2 separate regions of the Mus musculus genome follow, and region 1 is linked to region 2. A link is a loop called in an ENCODE intact Hi-C map of the cell type or tissue named here. Cell type or tissue: gastrocnemius. All regions are shown on one strand. Each heading gives the region's core, and the rest is flanking DNA. Links, peaks and the distances in the headings are about the cores only. Region 1 holds the start of 4930481A15Rik (RIKEN cDNA 4930481A15 gene). Region 2 holds the start of Mus81 (MUS81 structure-specific endonuclease subunit).

What was found. A loop is a pair of places that touch in the nucleus more often than their neighbours do. Peaks named below come from ENCODE experiments on the same cell type or tissue, not always from the same donor. Only the 100,000 strongest peaks of a DNase experiment are listed, where the experiment ranks them.
Region 1: a loop joins it to region 2, with 2.7 times the contacts of the local background. A loop is called at or near these places in 1 of 42 quality-filtered maps.

The regions. Positions count from the first base shown.
Region 1 is chr19:5,402,169-5,414,409 of GRCm38, forward strand. 4930481A15Rik (RIKEN cDNA 4930481A15 gene) reads left to right here and starts at 4,647. Exons shown (of 4, transcript NR_027938.2): 1 at 4,647-4,915. It overlaps Tsga10ip (testis specific 10 interacting protein), which reads right to left and starts at 338. Exons shown (of 8, transcript NM_001373978.1): 1 at 164-338. The coding sequence starts at 292. In gastrocnemius, for the core only: a CTCF peak has its summit at 5,149 (motif pointing right); DNase peaks (open chromatin) are centred at 4,444, 4,669 and 5,186; H3K4me3 peaks cover 3,742 bases; H3K27ac peaks cover 4,116 bases.
Region 2 is chr19:5,482,878-5,495,118 of GRCm38, forward strand. It overlaps Mus81 (MUS81 structure-specific endonuclease subunit), which reads right to left and starts at 5,502. Exons shown (of 16, transcript NM_027877.4): 1 at 5,111-5,502; 2 at 4,885-5,014; 3 at 4,148-4,230; 4 at 3,610-3,711; 5 at 3,403-3,471; 6 at 3,152-3,237; 7 at 2,611-2,748; 8 at 2,381-2,476; 9 at 2,162-2,283; 10 at 1,982-2,079; 11 at 1,236-1,352; 12 at 1,053-1,148; 13 at 758-886; 14 at 578-681; 2 more. The coding sequence starts at 5,245. The coding sequence ends at 86. Cfl1 (cofilin 1, non-muscle) reads left to right here and starts at 7,578. Exons shown (of 4, transcript NM_007687.5): 1 at 7,578-7,725; 2 at 9,620-9,927; 3 at 10,278-10,354; 4 at 10,504-11,154. The coding sequence starts at 7,723. The coding sequence ends at 10,616. In gastrocnemius, for the core only: CTCF peaks have their summits at 5,139 (motif pointing left) and 5,623; DNase peaks (open chromatin) are centred at 3,197, 3,673, 5,149, 5,516 and 1 more place; H3K4me3 peaks cover 2,991 bases; H3K27ac peaks cover 3,462 bases.

The DNA of each region.
Region 1 (12,241 bases), core at 2,664-7,663, 80 kb before region 2:
CTCCATCTGTCCTCTGTGGTCCTTGTCCCAGGCATTCCCAACTGTTACCAGGACCTGAGCTCCAGTCTTACGTTTCCTCAAGAGCCTTAGCCAGGGCTGACCTCTTCTGGCCTAAGATGCCAATGGGCGGTTGAAGCTCCCCAACTGGGCCTGCCTCCCTCACCTGGTCCTCCGGAGAGATGCTTGATAGAAGTCTGAACAGCCCTGTAGATGTCCCTGGAACCAAGGGCTCTGTACTCTGCCTTGGTCTCTCCGATAAGGCCCTAACCAACAGTTGGTCAGTGTTTAGCATATTGGCATGTTGCCCTCTCCCACCCCTACCTGCCAGCTCTGGAACTGCCCTCTCTGCCATCTCCATGACAACCAGGCTGTGACCGGTCTGAATGATTCCAGCAAAAAGTACTCGGTAGCGATCAGCCAGAGTTCTGCTGGTCTCCTTTACGAGACTGTGTTCAACAGCGCCCAGAACTGCCTTGGGCCTTGCCTCTGCCCCTGCAACCTGACCTGGTATAAGCTCCCTACTTCTCTAGGCCTATGTTTATCCATCTGCTTTTGAAGGGATATCAGAACTTGTCACCTCAAAGGGCCCTCAGGTCCTGTGAAAATGCCCCATTGCTGCACAAGGCAGGCCATGGCCTTCTGGCCGCAGGATACTGTGTCCCTCAGAGAGGCAGCAAGCCCCTCAACCTGAGAATGACAGAACTTCAGCCATACTTGTTTCCTGAGCCTAATGGTGTATATTTATACATTGACTGGCTTTGTTTTGAGCATTTTGTTTTGCTTATTTTAGACAGTGTCTCACATGTAGCCTAAAAAAATTAAAAATTAAAAAATAAAACAAAAACAAAAACAAAACATGCTGGGCAGTGGTGGCACACACCTTTAATCCCAGCACTCGGGAGGCAGAGGCAGGCAGATTTCTGAGTTCGAGGCCAGCCTGGTCTGCAGAGTAAGTTCCAGGACAGCCAGGGCTACACAGAGAAACCCTGACTCAAAAAATCAAAAACCAACACAAAAACATGTAGCCTAGCTAGCTGGCCTGAAAGTCACTGTATAGGCCAGGCCGTCCTTGAACATACCGTCCTCTGCTTTTCCTCTGCTTCAAGAGAGCACTGGGATTAAAGGCGTGCGCCACCACACCCAGCTGGCATGTACATATTTTAAACCTCTCTAGCCATGTAAGGGCCCATTGGATCTGAGAACTCCTGGTTCACTTCATAATTGGGGGAGCACATGATGAGTGGTTGGAAGTTGCCACTGAGCCACTAGGCTTAAAGGGAAGAAGAACATAGGATTACCGAATAGCCGCTGGGCAAAATACAATTTTAAATTTCAATTAAAATAAAAATTTCAAATACAATAAAGTTCAAAATATGATTTAATTTTCAATTAAAAGAATAAGCCTGGGTCTGGAGAGATGGCTTAGCAGTTGAGAACACTGACTGTTCTTCCAGAGATCCTGAGTTCAATTCCCAGAAATTACATGGTGGCTCACTACCATCCATAATGGGATCGGATGCCCTCTTCTGGTGTGTCTGAGGACAGCTGCAGTATATATATGAAAGAAAGGAAGGAAGAGAGAAAGAAAAGAAAAAAGAATAAGCCTGTCATTTTACTGTTTCTATTGCTACAATAAAACACCATGACCAAACAGCAAGTTGGGTGGGGGAAGAGTTTGCTTGGATACATAGTTCATCATCCAAGAAATTCGGGATAGGAACTCAAGCAGGCCAGGAACCTGATGGCAGGAGCTGATGCAGAGTCCATAGAGGTGCTGTTTATTGTGTTGCTCCCCATGACTTGTTCTGCTTCTTTCTTATAGAACCCAGGCCCACCTGCCAAGGGATGACCCCAGCCACAATGGGCTGGGCATTCCCACATCAGTCATTAAGACTAAAGGCTTGCTACAGCCTGATCTGACACAGGCATTTTCTCAACGGAGGTTTCCTCTTCTCAGATGATTTTAGTTTGTGTCAAGTCACTATAAAGCTTTGTGGCATGCCTGTATTGTTAGTATTCTTCAGTGAGACATGCTAAGTAAGGCGTAGAGATATATAGGACAGGAAACTTATTCATGGAATTAACTTATGTAACGAGGATGGCTCAGATGCCCCACAATAGATCATCTGCCTGCAAGATAGAGATACCAGCAGCAGTGGGGCTTCAGAAAAAGTTGAAAAACTTAGAGCCAGGGAACTCCTCTTATAACTTATAGTTCATGGTCAAAAGCCTGAGAACCAGAGCTCCCTGGGGCAAAGGCCAGAGACGCTTGAGTTCTTTTAATTTGTTTGTTTGTTTGTTTGTTTGTTTGTTTTTCGAGACAGGGTTTCTCTGTGTAGCCCTGGCTGTCCTGGAACTCACTCTGTAGACCAGGCTGGCCTCGAACTCAGAAAAATTTTATTGTGTGTGTATCTGGGGGATGGGGGGACACCAACATGCCACCGCATATATCTGGAGGTCAGAAGACAGCAAAACTCTAGGAGTCCTTCCTGAGGATTGAACTCAAGCCATCAGGCCTGACGGCAAGTGCCTTTACCTGCTAAGCCAACCACCTTGCCACCCAGGAGCCTGGAATTCTGGTGGCAGCAGAAGTTAGCAGAGCTCCTGAAAAGTCCTGTTTTCTTCCTGTGTCTACCCCAGCTGCTCCAGCTGCGTGGATGATGCCCATCAGCTGCCGGGGCCCATCTCCCTGCTTAGTTCACTAAGACTCGTGGTCTAGCTTCTGGAAGCATCTGTGCTCTATTGACTACTTAGTCTGGTGACGTTGACACCCAGAATTAACCATCATAGAAATTATTCTATTTGTTAAAGGCAAGGTCTTATGTTTTGAACACTGGCCTCAAGCTATATGTAGCAAAGGATGGATTTGAACTCTTCAGCGCCTGTCTCCACCTCTCATATATTGGAATTACAGGCAGAAGTTTCCAACCCATTGCACTTTTGCCTGAGACAGGTTTGTTTGTTGTTTAGGGTTTTTTGTTGTTTGTTTTCAAGAGAGGGCCTTACTCTGTAGCCCTGGCTGTCCTAGAACTCACTCTGTAGACTAGGTAGGCCCTCCAACTCACAGAAATCTGCCTGCCTTTGTCTCTCAAGTGCTGGGTTTAAAGGTATGTGCCACCAAGCCTAGCTCTTGAGATGTGTTCTTGCTGTGCAACCCAGGCTGGCTTTGAGTTCTTGATCCTCTTGCCCAGGCTCCAAGTGCTGGAACTGTAAGTGTGTGCCACATTTTAATTGTTTTTAATTTTTTAAAAAATATTGACATTTTTACTTGATATGTATGGGTGTTTTACCCACAAGTATATCTGTATGTATATCACATGAATTCAGTGCCTGCTGAGGTCAGAAGAGAACACTGGATCTGGAAAGGAGTTACAGTTGTGAGCCTCCATGTGGGTGCTGGGAACCCAACCGAAATCCTCTGGAAGAGCAGCCAGTGCTCTTATCCTCTGAGCTGTCTCTCCAGCCCCAGCCTGATCCACACTCTGCCACTTTTGACCCTCATCCTTGTCAGAAGTATGAATGGATTCAAATTGGATTCTATCTATCTATCTATCTATCTATCTATCTATCTATCTATCTATCTATCTATCTAAGAAAGAGTCTAATGTAGCCCAGGCTAGCTTTGAACTTGCTATACAGACAAGGATAAACTTCAACTTCTGATCCTCCTGCCTCCACCTCCCTAGCGTGGAGATTACAGTGCTCGCCACTGTGCCTGGTTTATTTGGTGCTGGACCCTTAACTCAAGGCTTCTTGCATCCCAGGCACGCACCCTGCCTCCTGAAACGTGCTCCCGGTGCAAGGGTAGATTTCTTAGACTTTTACACTTATTTATCTATTTGTGGATAGGCTGGGGTGTGTGGTCTGGGATGCATGTGACCACTGGGAGGATAACTTATAGTCAGTTCTCCCCTTCTGCCGTGTGAGTCTCAGCTGTCAAGCTTAGGTTGACGTTATGTTTCGTGGCTCCTTTACCCGCTGAGGTGTCTTGCCAGCCTCTAGGGTAAATTTTGAGAGAGTGAGTTGGTAATGACATCAGTTTGGAAACAGCTGGTATCCTGCTGAGATCTCAAACCTGAAGCTACTAAACTGTCTTCTTTCCCTCTTCCTGTCCTCCTCCTCTTCCTCCTCCTCCTCCTCCTCCTCCTTTTTTATGTTTGTTTTTTTTTTCAAGACATGATTTCACTGTGTAACTCTTATTCGCGTTCTCACGACCGGCCAGGAAAGAACACAACAAACCAGAATCTTCTGCGGCAAAACTTTATTGCTTACATCTTCAGGAGCCAGGAGCGCAAACCCCCAGCCCCAAAAGCGAAAGCCACCCCAATCTTACATCTTTAGGAGCCAGAGCTCCGGCGCGCCAAAGCGCAGAGCGCGCTCTATTGTTTACATCTTTAGGAGCCAGAGCGCCGGGCGCGCAGAGCAAGAGAGAATGGCCGAAACCCCGTCCCCTTTAAGGAGGAGTTATCCTTCGCTTAGGACGCATCACTCCCTGATTGGCTGCAGCCCATGGCCGAGCTGACGTTCACGGGAAAGGCAGAGTACAAGTAGTCGTAAAATACCCTTGGCACATGCGCAGATTATTTGTTTACCACTTAGAACACAGGATGTCAGCGCCATCTTGTGACGGCGAATGTGGGGGCGGCTCCCAACATGTAACCTTGACTGGACTGGAACTCACTCTGTAGACCAGGCTGGCTTCAAACTCAAAGATCCACCTGCCCCTGCTGGGTGCTGGGACTAAAGGCCTGCACCACACGCCTGACTGGTGAATTGTCTTCTAATTCTAAATCTGGTACTAAGTGCTCTAAGAAAGCTCAAGAGGCTCACTGGTGTTGTGGTGGCCCAGGGCGTCAGTAGTGCCGTGACCTCCAGCAAGCGTATGGCCTGGCAGTGGAGACTGACTAACCCTAAGGTAAAAAAACGGATCCTGTGAGGGGAGCCCCCATAGAATGGGTCTGCGTGTGCCAGAGGGAAGAAAATCAGAGCCATCGAAACATAGGGGCTACCATTTGCTGAAGTTGGGGTCGATCTGGAAAGGTGTCCCAGAAAACACAGGCAGCACCCACAGATAAGAACAGCTTTTGTAGTTTAAACTCTTTAAATGTGTAAGGATGTTTTGCTTGCGTGTATGTCCGTGCCCCACATGCCCAGAGAGTCCAGAAGAGGGCGCTGGTCACTGAAACTGAAGTTACAGATCGTTATGAGCCGCTATGTGGGACCTGGAAGCTGAACCCTCTGTGGTACACTCTCCCATCTGTGGTACACTCTCCCATCTGTGGTACACTCTCCCATCTGTGGTACACTCTCCCATCTGTGGTACACTCTCCCATCTGTGGTACACTCTCCCATCTGCTGAGCATCTCTTCCTGCTGGAGTAGCTTTATCTTGCTGGAGTAGCTTTATCCAGCACCTGGAGGAGCCAGTCATGCCCACTCCTCCTTTACCACCGTTCTCCTCCCATCCCTTTACAATAGGAGAGCAGGAGTTTGGAGTAGAGGGTGAGGATAGGAAGGACGCTTCCCTCTGTGCTCGATGGTAGGGGCTCCACTGGCCAGGAGAGCAGCAACTGTGTTGTTCTAAATCAAGTTCAGAGAGGCGAACACAAAGTAAGAGTGAGTCAAGCTCAGAGATCTGACGGTGACGTAAAACCAGTCACTTTATTTTAAATCACTCATTCATTTGTTCTATTTATTTTTATTGTTATTGTGTGTGCATGATAGGAAGGGGGTGGCTACTGCCACAGCATGTATGTGGGGTCAGAAGTCAACTTTGTTCTCTCTTGCCACTTTCATGTGGGTTCTGGGAATTGAACTCATGTCATCCGGCTTGCACAGAGAGCACTTTCCCCATTGAGTCACCTCACTATCCCCTATTTTATGTTTTAGGGGGGTCACCTCCACTATCTTACTCTGCAGCTCAGGCTAGCCTCAAATTTTCTTAAAGGTGTGTGCCTTCATGCCAGGCTAGCAGAGATTTCTTTAGTGACTTTAGAAGACTCCAACACTGGCTGCTAATGGGAAGTCAGATGGGGGTGGGTCCAGAGAAGACACTCGTCAGGGAGACTGTCACACACTTGAGCTGAGGGGTGCTGAGAGAGAAGAGCAGAAGTCAGGATGCCTTGGGGTCAGGAGAGGTCACGGAGACCAGGCTAAAGTGACCAGCACAGAGATTGTGACTTTTGAGGTGGCGCACACCTTTAATCCTAGCACGTGAGAGCAGAGGCAGGCAGATCTCTGTTGTGAGTTCAGGACCAGCCTGGTCTACCGTGTGAGTTCTAGCACACTCAGGACTATATATAGAGACCCTGTTTCAAAAACAACAACAAAAGAGCAAAGACTGCTGGGTAAGTAAGGGCTCTCAGCCAAAGGAACAGTATTTCAACAAAAGGGAAGTGACTAACTGTGAGAAGAGCCACTGAGAGGTCAAGACAAGGACAAAACTTAACAAGTGAACTTGGCAACCTTACTTGCTCCCTAGGCCCCGTTCTCTAAGGCATCGTGTAGAGAGCTCATTACAGAGTCCAGCTAGGCAGAGTTAGGATGTGGCTGGGAGCTTCTAAGCTTGATGACCTGACTTTGATCTCTACATGGAAGAAGAAGGACCCACATGGAAAAAGAAGACAGATCCAAGTCCTCGGACTTTCACAAGTACGCCATGACATGCACAGCTTCGCGCCTTCCTTTTTGTGGCACAGGGTTGTTGTATGACATCATTTCTGGGGCGATAAGAAGAAGCATCCTCTCAGCCCAGATAGAACTAACACCGTGCCAAAGTAAGATCCCAGTGTGGGTGAGGGGTTACTTAAAAGAGCAGAAGCCACTGAAAAGGAGCTGCAGTAACAGAGCTGGTCCCCAGCAAAGCGGAAACCTGCAGCTCACTGCACAGCTTGCAGGCAGCTCGGCAGCTCCTTTCTGTGCTTTCAGACACGGCCTCACTGTGTAGCCCTGCCCAGCCTGGAACTTGTTATATAGACCAGGCTGACCTCGAACTCCTTCTGAAGCGATGGTTAAAGGTTTGTGCCACCATATCAGGCAAAAAAATGTAATTCTTAACAGTAATGAAAACCATCTGTCCCTAAAGCAAGCCCAGAGAGGAGCAAGCTCCACAAAACAGCTGTGCTGAGAAGTCCCTGCCAAAACCTCGGCTGGCAGACTGGTGGGGTGGCTCAGTGGATGAAGGCACTTGCAGACAAGGCTGATGATTCAAACTCCATCCCTGGAGCCAACAGATAGATAGGGAGAGCTGACTCTCAAGGTGTTCTGATCTCCACACCTGTGTGCACCTCCCTCTACACACACCATATATAAGGGGAAAAAACAGTACCTGAGCTGTCTTTCCAAATCTTGATAAGCTGACCTTCAAATTCATATGGAAGTCCAAAGGTCTCAGGATAGGCGATCTTGAAACAAAACAAGGTTGGATAATATATTTTACAGTTTCCCATTTGAAAGTCTTGGTGAGGACTGGAGCGATGACTCAGCGGTTAAGAGCACTGACTGCTCTTCCAGAGGTCCTGAGTTCAATTCCTAGCAACCACATGGTGGCTCACAACCATCTGTAATGGGATCCTATGCCCTCTTCTGGTGTTTCTGAAGACAGCTGCAGTGTACTCATATACATTAAATAAATAAATAAATAAATAAATAAATAAATAAATAAATCTTTATAGAAAAGAAAAGGAAAGAAAGGAAAAGACAAGACAAGACAAGAAAAGAAAAGAAAAGAAAAGAAAGGAAAAGAAAAGAACAGAGTGTCTTGGTAAAAGCTTCAGCCATCAGACAGTGTGGAACTAATGTAAAGACAAACCTTAGAGAAAATCGTGGAGATCCACAGGATGGGGGGAGGGGCTCAGCAGTGAGATCCCTCAGCCTGGTAGGGAAGTGCACCCTGTAACGCCAGCATTCAAAGAGGAGGTGGCAGGAGCTTCAGGAGTTCAAGGTCATCCTTGGCTACATAGTGAGTTTGAAGCCAACCCAACCTATGAGAGACCTGTCTTAAAAAATGGGAGTAAGGGAGAAACTGGGGAGATGGTACAGTGGTTGGGAGCACTGTCTGCTCTTGCAAAGGACCTGGGTTTGTTTCCCAGCCTGTGGCAGTTCACAGCCTTTTGTAACCCAAGTTCCAGTGGATCCAGAGCCCTATTCCACAGCACACATCTGTTTTATAGACATACGTGCAGGAAAACACCCAGACACATAAAGATAAATACAATTAATTAAGTAGTTAATGTGAGTTCGTTACTGTTCTATTTCTGTGAAGAGACATCATGAGCAAGGTAACCTGTCAAAAGAGCATTTAATTGGGGGCCTGCTTATGGTTTCAGAGACGTACTCACAGTCCATGGCCGTCAGGGCAGGGGCCATGGCAGGAATGGTGTTGGAGTGTTGTCTGAGAGCTGGTATCCTGATCCTCACACAGAGAGAACATGCAAGACTAGGGTTAGCAAGGGACCCCCACTGACACCCCTACTCCAAATCATGCCTAGACAGTCCACTTGGTAACTAAGTCTTTTAAATCTATGAGCCTTCGGGGCCATTCTCATTCAAACTGCCACCCCATGTTATCTAGTAGTTCCACTTCAGCGTGTAGACACCAAGGATCAAAGCAGGGTCTCCAACAGCGAAATGTTCAGAGTAGCTTTTCCCCCCACAGTCTCCGAAAGGTGGAGGCAGACAGAGGCCAGCTGGTGGAGGCCAGCTTGCTTGGTTAACTTAGGAAGTTCCAGGCCAGACAGTGCTACACAGTGAGACCTTGCTGCAAAGAAAGTGTGGTGAGTATAGAAAACAAATCTAAGAAATCAAGCTCTGCACACCAAGTTAGATGGTAGGTAAAGGGCAACCTGCGGCTGGAAGCAGGGACCACTGCCTCACCCCAGGAACTGACACGTGGGTCCGCCACCAACAGCATCCCTTGGTTCCCAGCATGAAAGGTGGGGCTGGGAGGTTTCTCTCACTCCAGTCCTGGTGTCGCTTTCTCCCCAGCACTGGGCACCAAGCACTAAGTGTTGCCTATTTGTTGAGCTCTGCTCATTAGCCCTGTCCCACCCATGTGTCATACGGGCAGGACAGTAGCTGTGTCTGACTCACCTCCAGAAACAGAAGCTGGGCAGGTGCACCAAGTAGGTGCTCAGTAAACAGGCTGAGTGATTGAAAGAAGACAGATCCCAAAGAGCAGCCAGCCTGTATGGGAGGCTTAATTAACTTAGCAAGGCCAGACAGTAGTTTTAATTCAGTCTAAAAGACCACAAGACAAGGTTGGGCATGATGGCCCATGCCCTTAATCCCAGAATGCAGGAGGACCTCTAAGTTAAAGGCAGTCTGGTCTATATAGTGAGTTTCAGGACAGCCAGGACTATGTAGAGAGACCCTGTCTCAAAACAACAACAACAATAACAACAACACACAAACCAAGATAAATCATTTTAAGTCATTCTAGAAGACAGCAAGGGGCTAGAGAGACAGATCAGCTGTTAAGAACACTGGCCTGCTCTATCGGAAGACAGAGGACTTGGGTTTGATTCCCAACACCCACAGGGCAGGGCAGTTCACCAAGCTAGCAAGTGGTGCACAGACAGACACATGTGCAGGCAAAACGCTCAGCTTAGTGGCACTCAGTCTTATGTGGCATCCAGGGTACATATGTTTGACTAGCTCAAGCTCGTTGGTTTAGGGCACTCGATGAGTTAACAGAATCCCGAACAGCCTTTCCTTTAAACCCACTTTCCACTGCCCTGCACCCCTTATTCCCTGCTTCCCAGAGCGTCCCCAACCTCCACGCATTTCCTGTCAGCTTCTCAGGCCCTGGTTCCTACCCACATGCACACTTACCTGTTGCTAGCACAATTCCTGTCAGGCAGGAGCTCTTTAAGGAACGGTTTATTTTGGCTCACAGCTGCAGGGTGTAGTGTGACACACTTGGGAGTCACAGTGGCCCGAGTGTGAGGCGGCTGGTCACATGGCTTCCATGGTCAGGGAGCAGAGATAGCAGCTGATGCTCAGCTGGCTGTCCCATTTTATCCAGTCCAGTCCCTCACTCAGTGGGCCAGCCCCTCACATGTGCTGATGCTTGTTTCCATGGTAACTTAAATTCCACTAAGTTGATTAGCCATCACCGCATGGGATATGTAGTGTTTCCTGTGTGCCGGGTTCCATGCTGGGAACTTCAGGTGTCAAATTGTATATACCTTACCATCCCCAGTTTCTTAAAGCTTTAAAAAGAATGATTTATTATTTATTTAATGTATGTGAGTACACTGTAGTTGTCTTCAGACACACCAGAAGAGGGCATCGGATGCCATTACAAATGGTTGTGAGCCACCGTGTGGTTGTTGAGAATTGAACTCAGGACCTCTGGAAGAGCAGTCAGTTCTCTTAACCGCTGAGCCATCTCTCCAGCCCCTTGTCATTCCCATTTTACAGAAAGAAATACCACTGCAGGCCCCATACTTTCTTTCATTCCATTTCTCATAGCAGCCCATCTGTCCTAGCCTCTTTAACTTTTTATATGAATAGGTGTTGCCTGCATATATGTTGTCTTAGTTAGGGTTTTAGTGCTGTGAACAGATACCATGACCAAGGCAACTCTTATAAGGACAACATTTAATTGGGGCTGGCTTGCATGTTCAGAGGTTCAGTCTATTATCATCCAGGCAGGCACGATGCAGGAGGAGCTGAGAGTTCTACATCTTCATCTGAACTCTGCTAGCAGAAGACTGACTTTCAGGCAGCTAGGGTGAGGGTCTTAAGCCCACGCCCACAGTGACACACCTACTCTAACAAGGCTATAACTTCTTTATGGTGCCACTTCCTGGGCCAGGCATATTCAAACCACTACATATGTCTGTGTACCACGTGCATGCCTGGTGCATGAAGAAGTCAGAGAGGGCACTGGACCCCAGCAGTGGAGTGATGGGTGGTTGTGGACTGACTTGTTCTCTAGAAGATCCAATGCTCCTCACTGCTGAGCCCTTTCCCCACTTTCTGCTCTTGTCAGCACGATGGGTGTTTTCCTTTGCAATTCTGATTGCTGACATAGCTCAGGAATAGTGCTTATTTCTGTTTGTTTGTTTCTTTGTTTGGTATTTTGAGATAGGGTTTCACTATGTAGCCCTGGCTATCCTGGAACTCACTATGTAGACCAGACTGGCCTCGAACTCATAGAGATTAGGTGTGTGTTACTATGTCCAGTGATTATTCAGTTTTTTAAAATGATGTTTGAGGGACTGGAGAGATTGCTCAGCAGTTAACAGCACTGGCTGCTCTTCCAAAGAATCCAGGTTAAATTCCTAAGGCCCCCTTGAGAATTCCCAACCACCTGTGACTCCACTTCCAGAGGGCCCAAGGCTCTCTTCTGGCCTCCACATGCACTGCACAAACATGACATTCATGCAGGCAAAAAGCCACCCATTCCAACTAATTTTTTTAAAAAATTAGATGACACTGGAATAGGGCCTGGTGGCATATACCTTTAACCCCAGTATTTGGAAGGCAGAAGCAGACGGATCTCTGTGTGTTCAAGGCTATCCTGAACTAGGCTACAGAGAGGTTCCAGGTTAGCCAGTGGAGTTAGTTGTGGGCAGGGGGTTGGGGAAGGTGCTAGGAGCTAGGTACGATTTTGTTTGTTTTTAAATAAGACCATTTGCACATACATGAATACCCACACAATAAGAGCTGTGATTTGAGAATAGAGAGCCCCCCCGCCCCCCACAGGGCCCTGCACACTCAACAGCTATAAGGAGAAGTGCAGACCTATTGTTACCAAAGGCAGAGAGTACCAGTACCGAATGCTCTTCCCCAGCCTGGGTACATGCCCATCCCTACAAGAGTGAGCACATTGGCCGCATCTGGGTCCCACAGCTCTGTTTCTTGCTCCAGTGAAGACATGGGACTGGGGACAATGGCAACCCTGTTCCTCCACGTGCTAGTCCACTGCAGGAGATGTATTAAGCCCCCATTGCAACTCTGCCAATGGGAAAACTTGGTGCTCACCTCCCTTCCTCATCTGTAAACTGGGGATGGTGGGGGTGGTGGGGGTGGTGGGGACACTTCCTCTAGAAGATGGTTCTGCAGGACAGGTATCCAACAGGGGACTTGGATCTAACAATCCCTGGTACCTGAGAGGCTAGAGGTAGAAGGTGATATACCAAGAGAGGAGGAGGGAACTGTCACCCAGGCTTGGAAGACATATTCAAGGGAGGTGGGCGAGATCACTCAGACTCACAGCTCTCCTCCCACTGCCA
Region 2 (12,241 bases), core at 2,359-7,358:
AGCCCAGGGGATCTCAGCTAAAAGGCTAGCCAGCCTTGGTAGAGATGAAGATGGGTGCTGGGGAGCGAGCGTCTCCTGGTACAGCTCAGCTCAGAGGGCTGTGGCTGCAGTACAACTGGTACAGGGTCCTGCTCAGAGCGGGTCCCAGATTCCTGGAAGACAGGTCAGGAGGAGGTCAGCCTGGTGCCTCAGGTGACCCAGTCTTCTCTCCAGATCATAACTACCCGTACCTCTGCAGACGCCCACACTTGATGGTGCTCAAGAGCATCTCCTGCTCCTTCGCGGTGGCACAGGCATCATAAGCAGCCAGGAGACTGGGGGTAGGGCATATAAAGGCTGATTATCTGGCAAGCATTAGGAGACATGAGGACATGAGAGGTAAGGCAGGAGGGGTCTAGCCTAGAGTGGAGGAATCTTAAACACGACACATTTCCTGTTTCTGGTGTTAAGAGCCCCTCCCTCCCTCCTTGGGAAACGCTGGGACAGAGCCTGCCAAGGTGCCCACGCAGAGCCAAGCTCAGTCTCCAGGAGCACTGGTTGTGGTGAACTCTGCCCTCAGCCGCTCTCTGGGGCGTACCTGGCAGGGGTGCTGTATCGATCCACCACGGCTGCTGCCTTCTCCCCACTCAGTCCACGCACCTGCATCAGCTGCCGGGCAAATACTTCTCGCACAGACTGGGCCTGGGGTTGGGGTAGGCCTGTGTTAAGGGTGACCTTGGCCTAGGCCACCCGAGCAGAGGTGAGGCAGGGGTGGTACCTTGTTCTTGACAGCTTCTGCATTGAAGTCACTGAAGGTGAGGAGTGAGCAGAGAGGGTTTGTGGAAGGCTTTGCTTCTGATTCAGCAGCCCCTGGGGCCCCCCAAGGGCGGCTGCGTAGGGTGTGGCCCTGATGGAAGAGGGGACTGAGGCCAGGGTAGGCTCTGAAGACTAAGCCCCAGCTAGTCCTTTCCCAGGCCTCAGTAGGAAGCCTGAAGAACTAGGACCCCACCTTTCCTTGCTTGGGCAATAAACACCAGGCAAGGGTCCAGTTCTGGATAGAGGCATCTGCTCACCTGGTACAGTCTTTCCAGGCCCTTTGTCAAAAGCGCCAGGTAGCCAGCCGACTCCTTAATATCCATGGTTCGCTTCACAAAAAAGCCATCAATGACCTGGAGAAGAAGACACAAGGAAGGGAGCTCCTGGCCTGCGCCATGGTCTGTAAAATCTGCCAGCCTGGTCCTGTCCTCCCAGCTCACCTGGGTGTTTGTGACAGCCTGCAGCAAGGTGCTCTCGGGAAGGCTAAGGTTGTGGACAGACCCATGTTCTTCCACTAAGTATACCCGGTGCCCCAGGCCACAGCGCTTCAGGCGGAACTAGGAAGGCAGGTAGAAGCAGTGTGGTTAGGCCCAAATGCCCACGTGTCCAGGCTAGCCATCAGTAACACATTAACACTGCAAGGGACCCAGATCCTCATCTTTACTGGCTCTCTCACATCCTTTGCTTGTTTTGAGACATAGTTCTCTGTGTAGCCCTGGCTGTCCTGGAACTCAGAAATCCCCCTGCCTCTGCCTCCCAAGTGCTGGGATCAAAGGCATGTGCCACCATTGCCTGGCACCTCTCATATCTTAAAAGCAACACCACACTAGGCTCTGGTCCTGTAGGAAAGCCCTGAACCTCCGGACATCATACTTCCTCCAAACCTCCCTTGGCCTACTGTGCTCTGTGACCCCTAGGGTTAGTCCTGTTGCTGGGACTTGGGTATAGACTCTGCATTTCTAACCTTAAGAGGTTTGCCTCTTGTTTATATAAGATCTCTAGGGCTAGGTACTCAAGGGCTCTTTAATTTTCTCCAGCCAACTGAAATAGCTTTGTTTTTCAACTGTGCACCTGCATGGCTTAAAAGGGGCTTCAAGTGGGTGTGGTTGGAGGCTCTGCTTTGAGGCCACCCGGGAGCTTTTCTATGTTGAGGTAAGCAAGGAGTGAGGCAGGCTGACTAAGGCACCTTCTGCTCCCGAAAGCGGCCGTCAATGATGCTGCTGCATAGGTCATCTAGCCGCTTGCGTTCCACAATGTGGTCCAGGACCAGCTCCCCAGGTCTTTCTGCGGAGAAACCAAGAAGAGCTTTCCTGCCTTCCCTGTCTCTACCTAGGCCAGCCTCCCTTGTCTATCCAAGACCCTTTACCTGGGTCTCTGGGCCTGGTCTCCTGTGCCACCCACACAAAGTCTCCAACGTGTAGCTTGCGTACGGTGTGGGGCACACGCAGCCTTTGTAACTCTCGGAGCATTTCTGGCCTGTGTCCTGCCCTGATATTTCAAGAAGGAAGGCCAAGTCAGGGTGAGCCAGCACTCGCCACATTCCAGCATCCTCAAGTCGTTTTTACAGTTTCCCCTATTTCCTTACCCTCTGGTTTCGCCAATGTCCACACACAACAGCACTCTGTACTCGCTAGGCCTTAGCTCCAGTGGTCTCTGCTGGACGGCCCCCTCGGTGGTGCCACTATAATGGAATGGAGGCTATGCATAAGGCCAGAACCTTCAGTGCCAGGGTAGTTCCCCTAAATCCCAGGGGCAACTGGTTCAGCTATTAGTCTCAGGGAGAAAGGTATGGCTGCCCCCATTTCTTTTTCTTACGGTTCTGACAAGGCTTCTGGAACTGCTGAGTCCTCTCCGTGATGTTCCTCTGGCCTAAAGCCAGCGTGCCGAGTGCTCAGGCCTTCCGCCTCGGCCAGCTTCTGAGCCAGCTCCAGACCCTCTGGTGTGAGTGCATACCTGGGAGGTGAGGGACACATGAAGTTCCGTCTTCTTTATCCCTGGCACGCTCTCTTTCTGTCCATTAGGTGAGCCTGGATAGAAGTTCAGTGGCTCTCCATCTCCTCTGTGTCCTTGTCCCTCAGGTCAACTTCCTCAGGACCTCCCTAGTTGTGTCTCAGCTTTGTGATGTGTCTCCCAAGTCCTTCCCCTGTCTTCACTCAGCACCACACCGTCCTCCCTCCCCTCAGAGGATTATACTTTCCAGATCTCCAATATCAGGCTCTTTAGCAGGCAGGCTGGCCATCCCCAGGCTCAGTAGCACCAGGTGTGAGATTTTCTGGGCCATGAGAGAGGCTAAGAATGTCCTAATTCCTGCATGTGTCCCATCCCTGCCTTGTGTGCTCCCTGCTGCTCGCCCAACCTGGCTGGCCGATGCGTTCCAAGGATGAGGTTCCTATGGAGGAGGCTCCGGAGGGCAGGCCAGGGTTTCGAACTTCCAGGCACTACCTGTGAAAGGGATGGAGACCCTCAGAGAGTCCCTAATACTCCAAGCCTACACTTCCCGGGCCCCTAGCCATATGCCACATTTGGATCAGGCTGCATACCAAGGGTGCCTGCCATGGAGGGAGAGCTGCCATGGGATCTACCTGCCCACTCTCAGAAGATGCTCACCCTGGGGGTCTTCTGGGCACACTTCTGCAGCAGCTCCTCTTTGGTTAGGAAGCTGTGGCCATCAGAATTCTGAAACAATGGTTGAAGTGAGCGTAGGTTCAGGTCCAGCGCTCCTCCCCCTGCTATGCGGTGGCCAGTTTGCATGCTGTCCAGGCATATTTCTGTGAGCCTGCTGCTTTGCCCCACCCACGCGCCTGACTTGCTCACCAGGTGCTCCCTGTAGAGTTGCAGCAGGATCTCTCGAGCACCTGAGTTCTGAGCTGGCCAATAGCCAACACTGGTGCTTCCTGCTTGAGGCTGGGTGGGAACCTGAGAGAGACAGAGGGGCTCGCTGAATTCCAATGCCTGTCAGCTGAGGTTTCAGCAGGCCCCATGGGCCTGGCGAGGGAGATGAGGCTACAAGCCCTAGTAAATCTGGAATGTGATGGTGGCCAGAGCAAAAGTTGGGGGTATGGCCCAGGCCCAGGCCCAGCCCCAACCCCTGGAGAACAGTAACATGGTACACGTCCCACAACTTCCTGGGCTGGATCTTTTGGCAGCTCTCTTTGGGAGTCTGACTACCGTGATCCCAATAATCCTACTTAGGATTTAAGGTGGTGCCTCTCAAAGAGGGTAAGAGACTGTCCCAAGCCAATCTCAATCAATAAGAGCTGGATCCAGGGCTGTTCAACCCCTCAAACCAAGAAGTCTACAATCAACGACCCCTCCCCCCATTTAGCTTTCTACTTCCTTTCCCAATCCTCACTGGCATGGAAGAGTCCTGGACTTGCTCAGGTGGCCCTTTGCTGGCTCCCTTCTTTCCAGATGGTGAGCTGGGGGCATGGTCACCTATAGAGATCAGAAGAGAGTTAGTCCTGCACACAGTCTGGCTGCCCGGAGGAGCTTAGATGGAGTTGCTCAGTGTGTGAATTTGAGTGTCATATTTTAAAACGTTTTTGTGTTTTCTTGTATGTGTATGAGTGTTTCACCTGTGAGTATGTCTATGCATCACTTGCATGCAATACTAGAAGAGGTCAGAAGTAGGGGCTGGATTCCCCCGAATTGGGGTTTTGGTTTGGAAGCAGGGGCTCACTGCGTCAAGCCCTGGCTGACCTCAAACTCACAAAGATTCTCTTGCCCCTGCTTCTTCTGGGTGTTGGGATTAAAAGTACAAATCACCATGCCCTACCCATGTCACTTTTTTTTTTTGGAGATAGTCTCAGATAGCCCAGGCTAGCCTCGAACTCACTATGAAATTGAGAATGCTCTTGAACGCCTGAGTCTTCTACCCCCACCTCCTAAATGGTTACAGACTTGTTTCACAATGCCACCAATCTCAGGCGGCTAGCTCTGTTCGTTGAGAACCAGGAGGCTTAGGGAGCATCAACAATCACTAGTCGTGGGTCGAACAGCAACCACGTTGTGAGGGGGTAATTTGAAGCCAGAGTAGACACAGCCTGCACCTAAGAAATTTAGGAGACACCAACTCCCTGAGGTGCTCACCGCCTGATGCTAGGTGCTGCTTCAGCTTTTCGTCCAGCATGCGGCAGAGCCTGTCTCCGAAGTGCTGGAGTATCTTGGCTTCCTTCCCGCTGCGCAATGGTAGCGGGTACCGTTGGAGGGAGCGCAATGCCTGGCGAACACAAGGGAGAAGAGAGCTTATCAAACTAGGATTCACGGATCACCTGACTCTGCCAGAGCACTGTCACCAGAAACAGCTGGGACTCACCTTTTGAAACACGAAACGCGTGTGGCGCCCCCTGCTGGCTGCCTCGTCCCGCCACTCGGTCAGCCAACGAACGAAGAGCGGGTTGGGGCAAACGGGCAGCGGACGCTTCCGGCCCAGGCGGACCGGCTCCGCCATAAGAACTAGACTGGCTCCTTCAGAGTCTCAAAAAACCCCTGAGACTAGGATCGCGACAATTCAGTTGGTATAAGAACACTTGTTTGAGGGTAGGGTCTCTCCAACCTAGCAGGGCACCAGCTCATGGAATGACCTCCTTTCGCCATGTACTATGCAGTAAGAGGCTAGCTCGGTTTGCACGGCCTTTCCTTAGAACCGCCCCCATTCGCCCGCCGGCACCAGCCTTTTGGACAGGCCCCACCCAGGCCATGGAGCTTTGACCCACCCTTTCCTCTCACCCAAAAATTCGAGAGCAGACTCTTTTTTTTTGTGTACTGACTGTTAAAAAGGAGGACAGCGCCCCCTGTGACTGGGAGGGCCGGTGTGGGGGTACACTCAGAAACCTGAACTTGGCTTGCTTCAAGGTCTCATAAGGCTATTTCAGGCTCACTATCGTAGAAGAGGCTGGGAAAAAGAGGGCTTAAGAAAAGTGGAGGAGAGGGACGGACACAAGTCCAAGAATATTTGTGGGAGGGACATCTTAAAGGGGTACAAGGAATGAAATAAAGCTAAGGCAGAAGCAGAAAGATCTCGAAATGTGCCAAGTCGGGGATATTTGTGCACAGAAGACTCAGGCTAGGTGAATGGCGAAGATGTGTATTTAATTCCTCCCTTTCAAGGAGGAATAAGAGGTGTATCCTAGAAGGTGGAGAGTTCGAATGTGGGCACATGGTTGGATCCCGGGGATGCTAGTTAGACACTTCGCTTCTGTGGCTCATTAAAAGTGAAGGAGCCTCAGGGAGGATGAAGGTGGGAACCTTGCTGGGGCAGGGATGTCTCAAGCTGAGGGACACAGGGCTCAATAGAACATAGAGGTCCCTTCAGTGTTTGGAACAACGCACGGTCTTCAGCTGTCACGCTGTCACTCCGGAAGTCGTCGGGAGCCCAATTCGCAGACCCTCTTCTCAGTCTAGCTTTTGTGCACCCGCCTCTTTCCTCAAGCAGCCTTATAAGGAGCCTGCAGCTGGCGCTTGGACTGGGCACGCCCTCTGGAGGCTTATGCCCTAATAAGGACATCTAGGGCATCCCGCGACCAGGGGCGGAAGGAGTGCGTCTCCAGGGTAACTGCGTGGCCCCTCCCCCCGTTGCTCTGGGAAACTGCTAGTCTCGAAAAAGGTGGAGCCAGCCTTCTCCTTAGGAGGGGCCCTTGGGAGAGAAGGGGGTCAAGCTTCGGCCTCCACCTGGAGCTCCAGCAGTGTAGCCCACGGGTGCAGTCACCTGGAGCTCCCGCAGTGTAGCCCACGGGTGCAGTCTGACTACAATCCCCTGACTACAACCCCCGGCATCCTCTGCGTGCTGCCTCGCTCCTGGGGAAGCTCCTCTTTTACACCCTTTATTCAGCTTGGGGAGGTCAAGGGCCCCGGTTTCCTTTGCCTCTGAGTTGTTTGCGACTTTGCCCTTTTTTTCTAAGGCCATGGTCATTGTTTCAGGTCAGAGAAATTCTCCTGGAGTTCCCACCCCAGTTTATTTTAAACTTTTGCTTTCATATAGATTCTCTTCAGTCTTTGTGCTAAAATGATCATAAACCTATCAACTCTGGAATTAAATTGAAGTATTCCTTTTCCTGTATCGTAAAAGAAACATAAAGAAGTTTTTTTTTTGTTTTGTTTTGTTTTGTTTTGTTTTTTGATTTTTCAAGACAGGGTTTCTCTGTGTAGCCCTGGCTGTCCTGGAACTCACTTTGTAGACCAGGCTTGCCTCGCACTCAGAAATCCGCCTGCCTCTGCCTCCCGAGTGCTGGGATTAAAGGTGTGCGCCACCATGCCCGGCCATAAGGAAATTTTTAGTGCACAACTCTTCACCCTTCCCCCATGAATTACGTTTGATCTAACAATTTGCCAAACGTCTTTAGACAACGCCAAAGCTCTCAAACTTTTTATGTTAGCATTTCCTGTTTTTTAAAAAATCCTATTTGTTGAAATTTTACTCCACGGGAGCATTTCTATTGGCTTGAAGACACCGTTATACTTGGCGATTCTCTTTTCTGTGAGAGAGGATCCCAAGCTGATGATTCAAAATCTTTTTTCAGGAACCATAAAGAACAAAAAACCACTTAATTTCTGGGATAAAGAAAGTAGAGAATTATATTCAGGTCATTTTTATCAAACGATGGGCCTCTGGCTCAGAGCGTTTTTTGGTCCATTGCACCAATGGGCTCACTCTCCGTGCAACAGCCCACGCCTCTCGGCCTCCGCCTACTCTGCGCCTCAAGCTCTGCGGAACCCGGTAGCAGCTAGTTCTATTTCGGTGCAAAATCCTCGGACTTCACTTCCCGTCGGCCCGCGCGGCAAGCGCCGGAAGGCCGCCCCGCCCCTCATTGTGCGGCTCCTACTAAACGGAAGGGGCCGGGAGAGGCCGCGTTCAGTCGGATCCCGGCAGCAGCTGCGGCGGCTCAGGTCTTCAGTTGCTCTTTCTGTCTCCCTTTCGTTTCCGGAAACATGGTGAGCATTAGGCCACTGCGCCCGAGGGAAGTGGGTTCGTGATCCGTCGCTTGCGCGCCGGGCGGGGTGGGGGCGGCAGAGAAGCGGTCTTGGTATCCCATCCCCCAGCACCCCGAGCGAGATTAAGGGTCTCATTGAAGGGCAGGCCGCGCGTGCGCGCCTCCGGGCGCTGGGAAGGGCCGATTCGGACGTCGCTCGCGCGCCCCCTGGCTCCTCTCCCCTCCCCCATCCTGCCTTTGCGCCAGCGCGGCCACTGGCCGTGGGGGAGGGGTCCAGTGTGCGGGGCCTCGGGCAACGCTCGCTGGTTCTCGATGGCGCGCGCTGGACCAGAGCACGCGGCATCCAAACCCTGGCCCGGGGCCGCTAGGGAAAAGCGCGCGAGGTGTCGGCGCGCGCCCCACCCAAGGGCTGTTCCCTTCCCCGCATCATCCTCCCTCTGCGGCTAGGTTGGTCTCCACAGCAGGTGGCAGGGATTCCGCCGTCAGGGCGGGGCGGGGGCGGCCGCGGTGTGGCTCTGGGAGATGCTGAGGCATCGGGGAACCTGATTGAGACGCTGGTTCTGGAGCCTTCTTGCAACACGAGTCACGGAGTGGGTTCCTGTACAGGCTATCGCCCCACTTCTAGAAAGAGCGATTACACACTCCATTCTGTAGTCACTGTACCTCGGGCTAGAGCTAGAACAGCGCGTGCGCACATGCTTGGGCCCTGCCATCCCGGCTGCAGCTCTAGCCGAGCTAGGCCTTTTGCTGCTCTGCCGGATGGGGCCGAGGGTGGAGCCGCGTTTAGGGAAGTGACCGAGGCGGGTACCGCCCGGAAGCCACCAGCTTTTATGCTTAGCCTGAGGGCACGGGAAACTGTTTTTTGGAGTGAGACTGGCCAGAGCTACCTCTCCAGCTGACTGCGTTTACGCCTATTCCTAAAGGCGAGCCTTAGGCGTTGAGACATCTGAGGTCCGGCCGCCTCGCTGCCTCTGGGCTACGAGTGTCTCTTGGGGAGGCCCTGAACCTAGTCCAATCTTTCTCCGCCTACTCCGGAAGCGGGTGAATCACGTGGCTAGCTTCCTCTGCAGTTCCATGGTGGTGGTGGGGAGGGTTGGTTGTAGATTTCTGATTGGGTCGTCCCCCAGGGCCGTACAAAGCAGAAAGTTTTCGGCGATTTGGGGCATCACAGTTTGACCTATTAATTTGTCAGTCTTTTTTTTTTTTTAAAGGACTCACCATTCTTGGATGACAGGGAGTTGTCCAGCAGGGCCTTAATTAAGGGTTGTAATTCTTGTGTATGGGAGATCTCGGCAGGAAAGAGTGTCATTTATACAATGACTGCATTTCTAATGAGCAATAAACTACCGAGCAGCTCTTGGTGTCTGTGAATTTCTGGTGTTCTGATTCTCTTTCCTGGAGATGAGACTATGGCCCAGGAGTTTGGTGTTTTGTATCTATCCTATGCTGGCATTTTAATCAGTATCTTTCGGGTTCTTTGAATCTGGTGTTCACAACTCAGCAAGTTTTTGTTTTCTTTTTGGCTTTTTTTTAAGAGACAGGATTTCTCTGCATTGCCCCTGCTGTCCTGGAACTCATTCTATAGATCTAAGACTGGTTTCAGACTAAGAGAAAGGCGTGTTCTACCACTCTTGGCTAAGGTCTTCTTTTTAATAAGTACTGTTCTAACATTTATGGGGATGTTGAACTAGATAATTGGATCTCTCCCTTGCAGGAGGTTTGTCCTAACTAGTTCTTAGATGATGAATTGGATAGGGAAAAAAGTCTGCAGGGACATTACTAATCTGTGTGGGGCTGAGAAGTGTGTTTGTTACTCTGACTGAGGTTTCCTGTAACTGCAAAGAATACCCCAGAATCCTTTCCCTTACAAGGCGTATTTTTGATTTGTCCCTCAGGCCTCTGGTGTGGCTGTCTCTGATGGTGTCATCAAGGTGTTCAATGACATGAAGGTTCGCAAGTCTTCAACACCAGAAGAAGTGAAGAAACGCAAGAAGGCGGTGCTCTTTTGCCTGAGTGAGGACAAGAAGAACATCATCCTGGAGGAGGGCAAGGAGATCCTGGTAGGAGATGTGGGGCAGACTGTGGACGACCCCTACACCACTTTTGTCAAGATGCTGCCAGACAAGGACTGCCGCTATGCACTCTATGATGCAACCTATGAGACCAAGGAGAGCAAGAAGGAGGACCTGGTGTTCATCTTCTGGTGAGCTCCGTATTCAGGCTCTTCTGCCTGCCTCTGGTTCCCTTTCTCAGAGCTTAACGGAAATTATTCCAGGTGTGGGGGGTGCCAGGGTTGTAACAACCCTTCCAGTGAGGAGCTAGGTGTGGTGGTACCCACACCTTTAGTCCCAGCTTGAGGGAGGCAAAGGCAGGCAGATGCCTGTGAGTTTGAGCCTAACCTGGTCTACAGAAAGACCCTGTGTTTCAAAAACAAAAACTAGTGAGGAACTTGGGGAAAAGAAAATCCCTGCTGTTAGAGTATCCTAAAAGTTTCTTTTCTTGAGTCATTATTCCCTGGATGTAGCTGCAGCCTTTTCTTTGCTTTGTCTTTAGGGCCCCCGAGAATGCACCCCTCAAGAGCAAAATGATCTATGCCAGCTCCAAGGATGCCATCAAGAAGAAGCTGACAGGTAAGGATCCCTCCTTCTGCAAAAGTCATGGGCGCAGTCTCCTGCTAGCTGCTACCTTCCTCCTCTCATCTGCTCCGCCGGCTCCTTCCCAGATAGAACTCCACCCCACCCCAGTGCTTCCTGCTCACTGCTCTCTTTTCACCCTGTAGGAATCAAGCATGAATTACAAGCTAACTGCTACGAGGAGGTCAAGGACCGCTGCACCCTGGCAGAGAAACTAGGTGGCAGCGCCGTCATTTCCCTGGAGGGCAAGCCTTTGTGAGCCACCTCCAGCCCCCTGCCTGGAGCATCTTAACAGCCCCAGACCTGCTCTTGGGTGTTGCAGGCTGCCCCTTTCCTGCCAGACCGGAGGGGCTGGGGGGATCCCAGCAGGGGGAGGGCTATCCCTTCACCCCAGTTGCCAAACATCCCTCCCACCCCCTGGACCGTCCTTCTCCCTCCATCCCTGACGGTTCTGGCCTTCCCAAACTGCTTTTGATCTTCTGATTCCTCTTGGGTTGACGCAGACCAAGTCCCGTCCTAGGCACCCAGTTTGGGGGGAGCCTGTATTTTTTTTTTTAACGACACCCCTACTCCGTATCCCTCCCCATCCCATGCTGCCAACTTCTAACCACAATAGTGACTCTGTGCTTGTCTGTTTAGTTCTGTGTGTAAATGAAATGTGGAAATGACCCTCCCTGCCCCAGCTGGCTGCCCTCCCCTTTCCTTTGATCTTGACCACTCATGGAAGCAGGACCAGTAAGGGACCTTCAATTTAAAACAAAACAAAACAAAAAAACAATAAAAAGGCTAATTAACAACATGGCTTTTGGGTTTGGGATTTTGGGGACCCTGTGGTGGGAGATGGATGGGTGGTTTCCCTGTGCTTCACCTCTAGTTCAGTCCCTAGTAAGCGGCATCTCCTTCTTGAGTTGGGGTGCACTGTTCCAAGGCAGGGCAGTTGGGCTCCGAGTGTGTCACACCTGAAACTTCTTACCTTTATAGTGGACAGTGAGGTACCCTGAGCCCCTTTCCACATGTGGGCTAAATACAGTTTACTTGGGTGACACTGCTTTCTAAGGTTCTCTTCAGCTCTCCCCTCTCTTCCCTCTGGGGCGGTTGGCTCACCCCACTGCCACGTTCAGAGGTGCTATGAGTAGCTAAGTTGAGCCTTTGGCCTCCTGTACTGTGACTGGAGTCCATTCAGGGTGGGTCAGGTGGATTCTAGGACTTCAGTCTGGAGCCCCACCTACTGTTACCCCAGCTAAAGCCTGAGCCTTTGACTTAGTGTGGATTCTGGCCTGAGGGCAGGAGAGCTGGTTTCCTTAACTGGCCCCAAGTCTGAGAAAGTTGCAGGAAGGAGCTGTCCTGTTTTGATAGTGGGAGTAGAGGGAATTGATTTTTTTTTTTTTTTTTTTTTAGCAACAGGGTTTCTCTAGATGAGGCTGTGCTTAGATCAGCTTGTCTCTGCCCCCTAAGTGCCGGGGTTAAAGGTGTTCATTAAAGAAATACTTTAATGTTATTTAGATCTGTAAGGCTTTTTGCTTTAGCTTTGATTTCTTACAAAGCCCCATTAAGGCTGGCCCATTCTGTTTGGTGTAAGAGAAGACAGACACGGGAAGAGTACTTGTTTTTCTGGGGTGCTGGGCATTGAACCCAGGGCTTTATGCATGGTAGGCAAGCACTCCACCTCTGAGCTGTAGCAACAGATTGGGAATTTGTGTTCTTGAAAGAACTGAGGGTGATGCAAATCCCAGAAGCATGGGCCTATCGCCACTTAAAGGAGCCGAGGGCATGGGCTGGTGAGATGGCTCAGTGGGTAAGAGCACCCGACTGCTCTTCCTTCCGAAGGTCTGAAGTTCAAATCCCAGCAACCACATGGTGGCTCACAGCCATCTGTAATGAAAT